Regions from separate parts of the Homo sapiens genome. Here region 1 is linked to region 2. Evidence: chromatin contacts called from ENCODE Hi-C data. All regions are on one chromosome and are shown on one strand. The core of a region is the stretch at or near the end of the contact, and the rest is flanking DNA. Distances in the headings are between cores, read along the strand shown.

Region 1 (5,211 bases), core at 1-2,500, 620 kb before region 2:
CTTGGCAACTAACTTGACTTGCGTAGCTTGTGTAGAGGGGATTCAAAGTCTCCAAATAGAAGTGTGAACATTAATTCTCCAACCCATGGTCTTGAGCTGATCCAACCTATGGCTGATTCTGCATTGCAGCTGATTAGCAGATCAGCACTCTCACCATGTGAAAGTCTTCCAATAGATGCCATCATTGCCTTGAATCGTCTCTGAACTTGGAGACTGCTGGTGCAAATCTTATCACTTGATCCAGCCGCAATGCCTATCAAAAGGTCACAGCAGTGGCGGAGAACTGATGACTTCTCAAGGGCAATAAAGTTAGGCATATCTTTGAATCTGCTAGCATAAGGAGTACCCCTTTCCTCGTTCTCATTCCCAACCACAGTATTAGACCTCTTGCTCACACCAACACTCAGTAATGCCTGGTGTAACCCATCAAATATGAAACACAAGAATACTAAACTTGGGGTCACAGGGTGGAAATGAGATTTATGTGCTGGGTCTAGCATAGACTTGGCTGCTTTTTTAATGTCCTTAATATCCCCAATGCTGGGTTGGGGTTCCAATGCATCCAGTGGATACTGTCTGTTTTTCCCAGATAGCTCAAATCTTCCTTGAAGGTCAGGGAGCCCACTCCTGTCCATTGCGTCATCTCCTGGGCTGCTGGGCTGTGAGTCCTTTCTTAGATGAGACATTGTGGAAAATTGGTTCCGACTTAATTCTTTAATTTTGTTAAGAATCATAGGTCTAAAAGATCTTTTGTAAGATCTGTCACAGACCCAAACAAAAAGACTGTGAGAATTAACATAAGCATACAATTTAAGAAAATAACCCATTATTAGTCGCTATGACTTGACTCTGCACTTCTTTACCATTTTTCCAAAATACCTCACGTTCATGAGCAAAACAAAACATATTTTGCTTCATAAAAGAAATTTTTATCATGTATACATTTTAATAGTTTTTCTGTCAAGAAATATAGTATGGGATTATTTTAGTATCTTATTTAGCAACATAACTATATTCTTGGGAACATTCTAAAAACAAATTGACTGGGCTGGGTGTGGTGGTTCACATCTGTAATCTCAGCACTTTGGAAGGCCAAGGCGGGAGGATCACTAGAGTTTAAGGCTGCAGTGAGCTATGATCACTCATCACCGCACTCCAGCCTGGGTAACAGAGTAGTCTATGAAAGCAGAGCCAGATTAACCTTAAACCAATGGTTCTCAGCAGGGGACAACCTCCCCTCCCTGCCTTTCACATCTCCAAGAGACATTTGGCAATGTCTAAAGATATTTGGAGAGGGGAACACTACTGGCATAAGTGGGTAGAGGTCAAGGACAGTGCTAAACCTCTTATAATCCCCAGGACACCCACTCACAACAGAATTATCTGGTACAAAATGTCCATAGTTCCAAGGTTGAGAAATTGTATCCAAATTTAATTCTTACTTTGCTATATCTAAATCTTGACAACTGGAAATATTTTCCATCATAAAGAGAAAAGCCATCAAGTAGTTATTCCAAACATGGGAATTATGCCCTAGAGACACCCTGGAAAGGCATCTAGAATGGCATCTCAGGGCAATGAGTGCCACCACAGTATGTAAATCCAACAATATTAAAATTACAGTAAATCACCAATCTCTTTAATCCAAATCTCTTTAATGGAAAAAACATATAGATAATGTTATTAGTAATATTCTACTTTGGGGACTGAATGGTAGGTTCACAAGTATGTTATCACACTTAATTACATATTAAATAAATTCAGTCTATTTTAAGAATAATATATTAGAAGCAATAAAATGATTAAATATAGTAAATAATATACTAGAAATAGAAAAAATATACTTACTCTGAAGAAGGATAAACACAGCTAACAACCATCACATTCTGCAATAACAAAAATCAGTGATTTAGTATGAAGAAAAGTACTACAACATAAAGTTTCATCATTTTTGTTTCTAAAATCACTCTGGTGGGTTAAATTCCCATTGATTCTAATTTTGCTAGTAAAGGAAAATGGTTAAAAATGAAAACTGGTGAAACAGCAAAAACTAAAACAATAACAAAGGACCAAAAGAGAATATCCTACTCAGCCACTAATTTTTTTTTTCCTATACTTATTTTTTACCCTAATCTAGTTATTCTAGACCCGTAACATCATACACTATACGTAGTAGAGTAACTAAGCTCAGATGGAATCAACAAAGATGTTGAGAGATTGAAGTACTTAAGACATATGTAATTGATTTTCCTTACAAAGCAACACCCAATCCACGGCTTGTTGTGTTGCATCATATATCCCACAGAAAGAGACTCAAACCTTTTTTGTAATATATTTATGATCTTCCCAGTAAAAATAACTTTACTAATATTCAGTGTTCACTGAAAGTTTAGTATGAGTCACAGTAAGTGTTTTGCATTTAATCCCCCTCCCAGCCCTATTATTAACCACATTTTACAGAGGAGAAAACTAACTGGCCCAAGGTCACACAACTATGAAACACTGCAACCCTGATTTAAAGGCAGGGCACCTGGTATGACTACTGTAACATATTGCTACTTTATCTGAAAATCTCCAAAATGTAATTATTACAACTCCTGGAGCTGAAAAGTAAGTACTGATGAGCCATCTCAGTTTCCTGGCCTTTGGGGATATTATTCAATTGAGTGTACAGAGGATCAACAAAATATATTAATCCAGTATGGCCACAAAAACTACTGTAAATCACTATGTAATGGTTTTTGATTCCTGTTCCCAGGGTAAAATAAAGTGGATTTGAACCAGATCCTTAAATGAACAGGGGAGTGTTTCCGGACCAACCATCAACTGAAAATTAGAACTCATTAGTCCAATCTTGGTTCTCACAGGGCTTCCTTCATTTTTCACTCAAGACAAGTCAATTTCTTACTTTTCATTCCCTTAAACACCTTGAATCTTTGTTCTTCACACCATTTCCTTTTTTTTTTTTTTTTCTGAGACAGAGTCTCACTTTGTTGCCCAGGCTGGAGTGCAATGGTGCCATCTCAGCTCTCTGCAACCTCCGTCTCCCAGGTTCTAGCAATTCTCCTGCCTCAGCCTCCTGGGTAGCTAGGATTACAGGCGTGCACCACCACGCCCGGCTAGTTTTTGTATTTTTTGCAGAGACAGGGTTTCACCATGTTGGCCAGCCTGGTCTCGAACTCCTGACCGTGATCCACCCACCTCAGCCTCCCAAAGTGCTGGAATTACAGGCATGAGCCACCACACCCAGCCCACACCATTTCCTTTATTCAGAATACCCTTCCCTTATTCTAACACTCCCTCAACCCCCTCCACACACAAACACTAATGTTTATCTCTAAATCTGACCTGCATCTTTCTACTCAATACCTCATTTACATGCTTGGCACCAGTAAGTTTCCAAAGTTATGTACCTTTGAACTCCAGAATTGAGAAAATGAATTCCATGTGTAAGTTTATAAAACACTCTATAAAGTTAAAATAGCAATTATAACTTCACAGAACCTTTAATAAGTTGATATACACTATGAATTTCCAAGAAATAATAAGCTGCTTTCACCAAACTTCAATGACCAACACACAAACCCTCCTCTACCCGGTCCTATTAAATCTCTCTGTAAAACAGAATGCAATTTGGAAAACAATTTGGGAAACTCAAGGTAGGCTGAAAAACATATTTCAAGAAGTGGTACCCGAAACAGATCTTACTCAATGTTCTTTTCTAAAATAAAAGCTATTACACCACAGCATAATATAATTCCAATAATAAAATAAATACCTTTTCTACTCCTCTGAGAAATTTGTCTGTTCCTGTATAGTTTCTCCTTGGATCTGTTAACAATTCACATAGTCGCTGAATAGTAAAAGGGATACTGCAAAAAAATATAATTTTACAGTGTGAGATCACTGATAATCAAGAAAACGAGGAACATTATTTCTTTTGCTAGGTAAAGCTGTATCTAGTCACCCATGTATTAAGCTACAAAAGAAAATGCTATAATAGGGAAATAAATGGATGAGTCATTTAAAAAAAGACAATAAAATAAGCATACCTTTCTATTTAACAAAAAAACCATTCTCCCTTCCTTTAAAAAGCAATAAAGGTGGGGGGGGAGGGAGGGGGGAATGGTTAACGGGTACAAAAATATAGTTAGAATGAATAAGATCTAGTATTTGATAGCACAACAGGTTGACTACAATAATTTATCGTACATTTTAAAATAACTAAGAGTATAAGTGTACTGTTTGTAACACAAAGCATAAAGAAACGCTTGAGGTGATGGATAACCCATTTACCCTGATGTGATTATAATGCATTGTATGGCTCTATCAAAATATCTCATGTACCCCATAAATATGTAAACCTACTATTTACCAACAGAAATTCTTTTTTAAAAAAAAAGCAACTTAGAACACCCAAAATCAACAGAAAGCTTCAAAACTGAGGAAAAAATTTTTATATAATAGAAAATTCTAAATCCTGATAATTTGATTTTTAAGTTTACAAGAGAGGTAACACAAATAATAATCAAGTTGGGGGTTATTTAATATATGTATTTTTCCTCAAGTATTCTTCTGCACTCAAAGGTTTCTTTAAAATGTTCAAACAAAACTACAAATATTTTAAATGTGGTTCTGCTCCATTATTGCAATTTCATATATAATCTAAGTTTAATCCAACTTAAAATATACACAACTTTTATTTAACTTTACCAAATAATTTCACTATACCTCAATTTTTCCTTGACCACAGTAAATACAAAACTGATATAAGTTGGAACTAAAATCATTTTATAAATATTTTTAAGTTTTGAGCTCATGTAGCTATTAGCATTCATAAGAATTACAAGCTGAACAGAACAGCAAAGTTATGAGCACGAGGTACGACAAACGCAGCTAACAAATACAAACAAATCTTCAGACTTCAGTGTCTGCCATACCAATCTATTTATTCTCTTTAATGAAAAGAATTACAAAGCCTCAAATTAATAGTTAACATTCACAAAGGTCTTCATTTTTTATAGGCAGTGTGATACAGAATTTTCTTCCACCACAAGGTATAGTAGTTAGTGAGTTAAAATGCCAGGACTCAAACTCAGTCTCTCTAACTTCAAATCTCATGTCCTTTCCATTGTACCACACGTATTTTACAAAATTATAGTTGTTTATTTTCTAACTGGATAAACTACATTTGGTTCTCATATTCTTTGT
Region 2 (5,007 bases), core at 1,514-4,013:
CCACCCACTCGGCCTCCCAAACTGCTGGGATTACAGGTGTGAGCCACCGTGCCTGGCCCTTCTTAAACACATTTTTAAAAACTTTTTCTTTTTTGAAAAGATAACACAAGACAAAGATACAAAACGACATACTAAAACAGTCAACCTCCTATGGATAAATTACAGTGTATTTGCAATGGAATTCTACACACTTAAGCAAACAAAAATGAACTATTGATGTAGGCAACAACGTGGATGGATATCACAAATATGCTGAGCGAAAGGTGCCAGCCAGACACAAGAGTACAGACCATATGACCCCTGCATATGACCTTAAAGAACAGGCAAAACTAATCTTTGGTGACAGAAGTCGGAATTGTGGTTACCTAAGTGAGGGATGACTCATTGGGAGGATAAAATGTTTTATTGTTCTAATGGTGGAAAGAGGGGTGTAGATGTATGCACTAAGCTGCAGTGTGAAAATTTGTGTATTTTATTCTATGTATAGAATAATAACAAAGTCTCCTTTCCACTACTATGGCTCCCAGCTACCTCCCCGGAGGCCACTCTTCCAGTGAGGATTTCTTAGTGCCCCGTTTCTGTCACGACCTTCATGCCAGGGGCAGAGTCCTGGGAGCATGCCAGGGAGACACCAGAGGCCAAGGCTGCTCCATGGCGCAGCTGCACTGGGCCATGGCTTGTGTACGTACCCTTTGGCTTTCTACGGCCCTTTTACCCCTAGAACGCTATCCCTCTCTCTTCCTCTTCCTTCTTTCATCCCTCCCCTAAGGAGGCAGCTGTGGCATTGAGGCCTTGAGAGGTTGCTGACCCTTGCTAAACAGTGTTGCTTCTCCTGGCCCTCCTGGGTGCGCCTGCCTGGAGAGGACACTGCGTGCTGATCAAACTTATTGTTGACACATTCATTCTCTCTTTTATTCTCTCCCTTCTGATCCCTGGACTGATCTCTAGGAATTTCTGCTCCCTGGGTGCTCAGTCTCAGTGAGCTTCCCTGGTGGCAAGCCCTGATATGCTTCCCTTCCATGGGGCAGTCCTGATAACAACCTATTTTATATTTGCATATAAACCTGGCTGAGGGTCTGTCTTAACTCCAATCCCCCCACCCCCGGGCCCCAACTCCTAGCAGCATTCTAAGACTCCGTCCCTCCCCTAACCTGGGGCTTCAGCACAGCCGCGTCTGTGTCTTTTATCATCTGGGGTCGTCCTCCTACCAGATCTCCCTGCCTGAGGACAGAGGGTCCTGAGTCACGTTCAAGTCAATTTGGCAAGCGTTTTTGGAGCAGGGCAGAAAGTGAAGGGCACTACCCTGTTCCTCGACTTCAAAAATCGAACGCGGGGGAAATGGTGCACAATTCAGGCCCAGTTATAATAGCTCCTAATACCCAATATCTTGTTTTGGTCCTTCGTGAATACCAGGCATCCATCAGCGAACCTTCCATGCCTGATTTCTCCGAATATTCAAAACAACCCTGGGAGGATGAGCCCCATTTTGGAGATGAAGGAGCTGAGGCACGAGGTTTTAATGCGGGCATGTGGTCGCCAGAATTTGAATAGCAACTTCCCTAAGGAAACGCCCTATTTAGACTCTAGGGGAGAGGAGGATCCCAGGAGGAGTCCGCCAGCAGAAGCTCAGAGTCTGGCCTGGGGGCATTTAGTTATGCCACGCCCTTTCTCTACTGTTCCCTCCCGCGACAGGGGCCTGACAGGGAGTGGGGCTTCGGGCCAGCGTCTCGGCCGGACGCAGGGACTTCAGAAGAGGCAAATACAAAGCTCCGCATGGCAGAGGAACAGAGGGGCGCGGGGGAACGCGGTCCAAAGGTGGACCTTGTCGGCCCCTGGGCACTGCAAGCCTCGAGGCGCTGCGAGCGGTGAGGCTGTTGCAAGCTCCCGCGGCGCGCGCAAACTGCGTGGAACTACTTCCCCGGGGCGGCTTCGGGGCCGGGGTCCCGGCAACAGCCTCACGGGGCGCCGTGCGGGGCCCGAAGCCAGTTGCCAGCTCCCGGGCGCGGCCACGTGCGCCCCGCCGGGCTTGCACGCTCCGCCGCGCCGGGCCGCGGGGCCACCGACAGGCACGCGCGCCCCCAGCGCGCACACACTCCCGGGCACGCACACCGACCGCCCGGCCCACGTCCGCCACGCCCCGCCTTCCCCCGCGCCCCGCCTCCGCCCTCGCGGCGCCGGCCGCCGCCCTCCCATTGGCCGCACGGCGCGTGACGCGCGGCGCCAGGCCCCGCCCCTCGTCAGTCACTCGGCGGAGGCGGCGCTGGCGGGGACTAGTCTCGTCCGGAGACTGTGATGGATTTAACCAGGTGGGGAGGGAGGGAGGGCGCGAGCTTGGGAGTGGAGAGGGAAGGAGCCGGCCCACTCCCCGTCGCCGGCCTCGGGCTGCCCCTGCGCGCCCCCTCCAGATCCGGCCCGCGGCTCCCCTCCCGGCCCCCCCAGCCCCACGCTCAAGTCCACAAGTCCGCCCGCTTCCTGCGCCCGCCGCGGCCCTTCCCGGGGCGCCGCCGCCACCGCCTGGTGTGCGAGGCTATCCGGCCCGGGCCCGGGGCTTGCAGGGTGCCAGTGGGGGCGCCCGGTTCCCTTCCTCGCTCTCTCTTCCAGTCCCCGGAAAGGGTGGGTGGGTGGTCTCCCGAGCGAAGTTTCCAGCACTGGATTCCTGCGAAATTACGACGGCTCACCCGCGTCTGTGTTTTGCTGTCTCTCCCCCGTTTTCCTGCTCCCTGCCTCTTCCCTCCCTTTTCCCCCACTCTCCACTCCTCGGAAGGCCAAAAAGACAAGCGAAACCTGCCGCAGACGAAGGGTTTTGGGATTGTAGCGTCTGCACCTTCAGAAACAGTGCTGAAGCCTTTAAATGCAGCATCTGCGATGTGAGGAAAGGCACCTCCACCAGGTACTTGAAGATCTGTGTTACCTTTTGTTAAAGGACTTTTTTTTTTTTTTTTTAAGTGAGAGGGTAGTGAGCCTTACTTTCTGCCCTTTTTCCAACTTGTTGATTACGGCTTTTTTTGTATTTGCGGGTGGGTTGTGTGTGTTTTTGGGTTGAGTGTATTAAGTGTTGGGTGAAAAGCCTTGTGTTCGCTAAATGATTTATGGGAGGGAATTTTTCCAGGTTTTCATTTTATTTCAAACGGACACTGGATTTATTTGACACTTGTGTCTATTGGCTTATTGGTATTGGCTGGGGAAGAGAGGAAGCAGTACTATCGCTATGGATTGTAGGACATAGATGTTTTATATTTTTGCCATGTGTAGAATGGTTTTAATTTGCCTGTCCCGAGTTACTTTTCTCTTGTCTGAGAAATTTAGTGGGGGTAGTAAGGCTGGCTGTGCTTTTCCTGTCTTGAGCTGCAAATGTCTGTTACTTTCTTGCACTTGAAAATAAATGTCGGTATTTGATAAAGTAAGTGCATTTTGTGGGAGACTGAGCTGTCAGTTTTTTTTTTCTTTGACTAGCTTATGTGGGGTGGTGATGGGGGACGATTTTGTAAAATGGTGAAATGAGCAGTGACTGTGGAAGTTTGTGTTTAAAGCTCTGTGATGATGAAAAGAATGTTGAAAGAATTCCTTTTCATTTTGATGAAGGTCGTAAACTGCATGTGATGTTAAAACGAGTTAACTACTTTAGATTTAACATTCATAAATACTTGGATAAAATGTCAAGACTCATGTAGTCTTTTGGTCATCTTTTAATTTATGTCTGAATTTGTTTCATTGGCGTTAGAGTTTGAAGTTAAACTGTTCTTGGTGTCATTTAATGAACAGGCATTGGGTGTGTGTGTGAGACAAGAATGAGTTTTTGGTGGATCCTTTAGAACATTACAGTTGATTGCCAAAAGTCTCATTTTATCAGGTACTTATTTTTGAATTGGTGACATTTCAGTGTGACTGTGTAGTAGTACTTCACAGTTCCAACTGGATATTGTTCTTTGATTAGATGAATATGTCATGTTAAGGTTTCATTGGTTTATTTATACTTGGGATTAAATAGGATTATTGGGCAACCTAAAATAATCTAACTCTGAGATTAATTGGCCTAATTATTGTTTCTGTGAATTGCACTCTTTAAATGATGATACCTTTGAATAAAAATAATCAAAAACTAAAAATATTACTCCATACGTTGTTTTAAGAAATTTTTGTCGGTGTTTTGTATTATCATGGAATATATCTAAAGTAAAAAACACGCATCAGTAGTTTCATAGATTTTGTTTTGCTGTCTAAAATAGGGAATTCCATCAAATGGCATGAAAGTTTTTAGAAATGTATTTGTTATTTAAAGCAGTAGTGATTGTATATTATTTATGAGTAATGTTTTTTACATGTAGAAGCCCTCAGAGGCCAAACCTCTTTATTGTGGTTTTGCTTTGAGTGTTACCGTAGATGGTGTTCAAGTAAATGATTAGGAAACTCCTAAGAACTTGAGAACATTACTGGTGAAGAGAAACGTAAACCAAATTCAAAAGTTTATGTCTGATTTATCGCTGGGAATGATTATCTCATAATGAAGTGCATTTCAGCTTTTAACATGTATTTTAAAAAACCTTACTCATCAATTTTTCGGAAGCACATGGAAGGTGTTGACTTTTAAAAAAGGTATGTATGTATGTTTAAAGTTTTTTCAGAGCCGCAGATGACTGTTGAAACTTAGTTAAAACTACTGAATTATTTACAGTGAAAATATTTTAGAGTCTATTCAGGAACAGGGAAAGGCGTCTACTTTAAGGGTCTTCGAGTAATTTTCTGATGTCATTTAATAGAATTTGAATACAGATTTAACAGGTGTGAGGACTGAAAACTGTGTGCATTCATGACACTCTTAGCTGGCCACAGTTGGTTTCATTTTGGTTATTGTCAATATTTTGGTGTTTTAGATCTATTCAGAAGTCATCGTTGGTTGGAATGCAAATAACGTTTTGGTTTTCCTACATTATGAACAGGTTTTATGTGGAGAAGTGAGTTTGACAGGTTTTCATCCTATCCTGTCTTGTGTGTTAACTGTTGGTTAAT

The links. Hi-C counts contacts between places; a loop is a spot of excess contacts on that map. Pooled maps may share reads with other maps.
Region 1: a pooled map shows a loop between it and region 2 (2.2-fold over the local background). The contact joins the promoter of EBLN2 here to the promoter of RYBP in region 2. A Hi-C loop is called at or near these places in 1 of 37 single-sample maps with no recorded cell type and 3 of 50 pooled maps.

The regions. Positions count from the first base shown.
Region 1 is chr3:73,057,698-73,062,908 of GRCh38, reverse strand. EBLN2 (endogenous Bornavirus like nucleoprotein 2) reads right to left here and starts at 1,250. Exons shown (of 1, transcript NM_018029.4): 1 at 1-1,250. The coding sequence starts at 827. The coding sequence ends at 9. PPP4R2 (protein phosphatase 4 regulatory subunit 2) reads right to left here. Exons shown (of 9, transcript NM_174907.4): 4 at 3,779-3,872; 5 at 1,849-1,886.
Region 2 is chr3:72,444,379-72,449,385 of GRCh38, reverse strand. RYBP (RING1 and YY1 binding protein) reads left to right here and starts at 2,763. Exons shown (of 4, transcript NM_012234.7): 1 at 2,763-2,890. The coding sequence starts at 2,763. RefSeq lists silencers at 1,917-2,326, 2,387-2,446.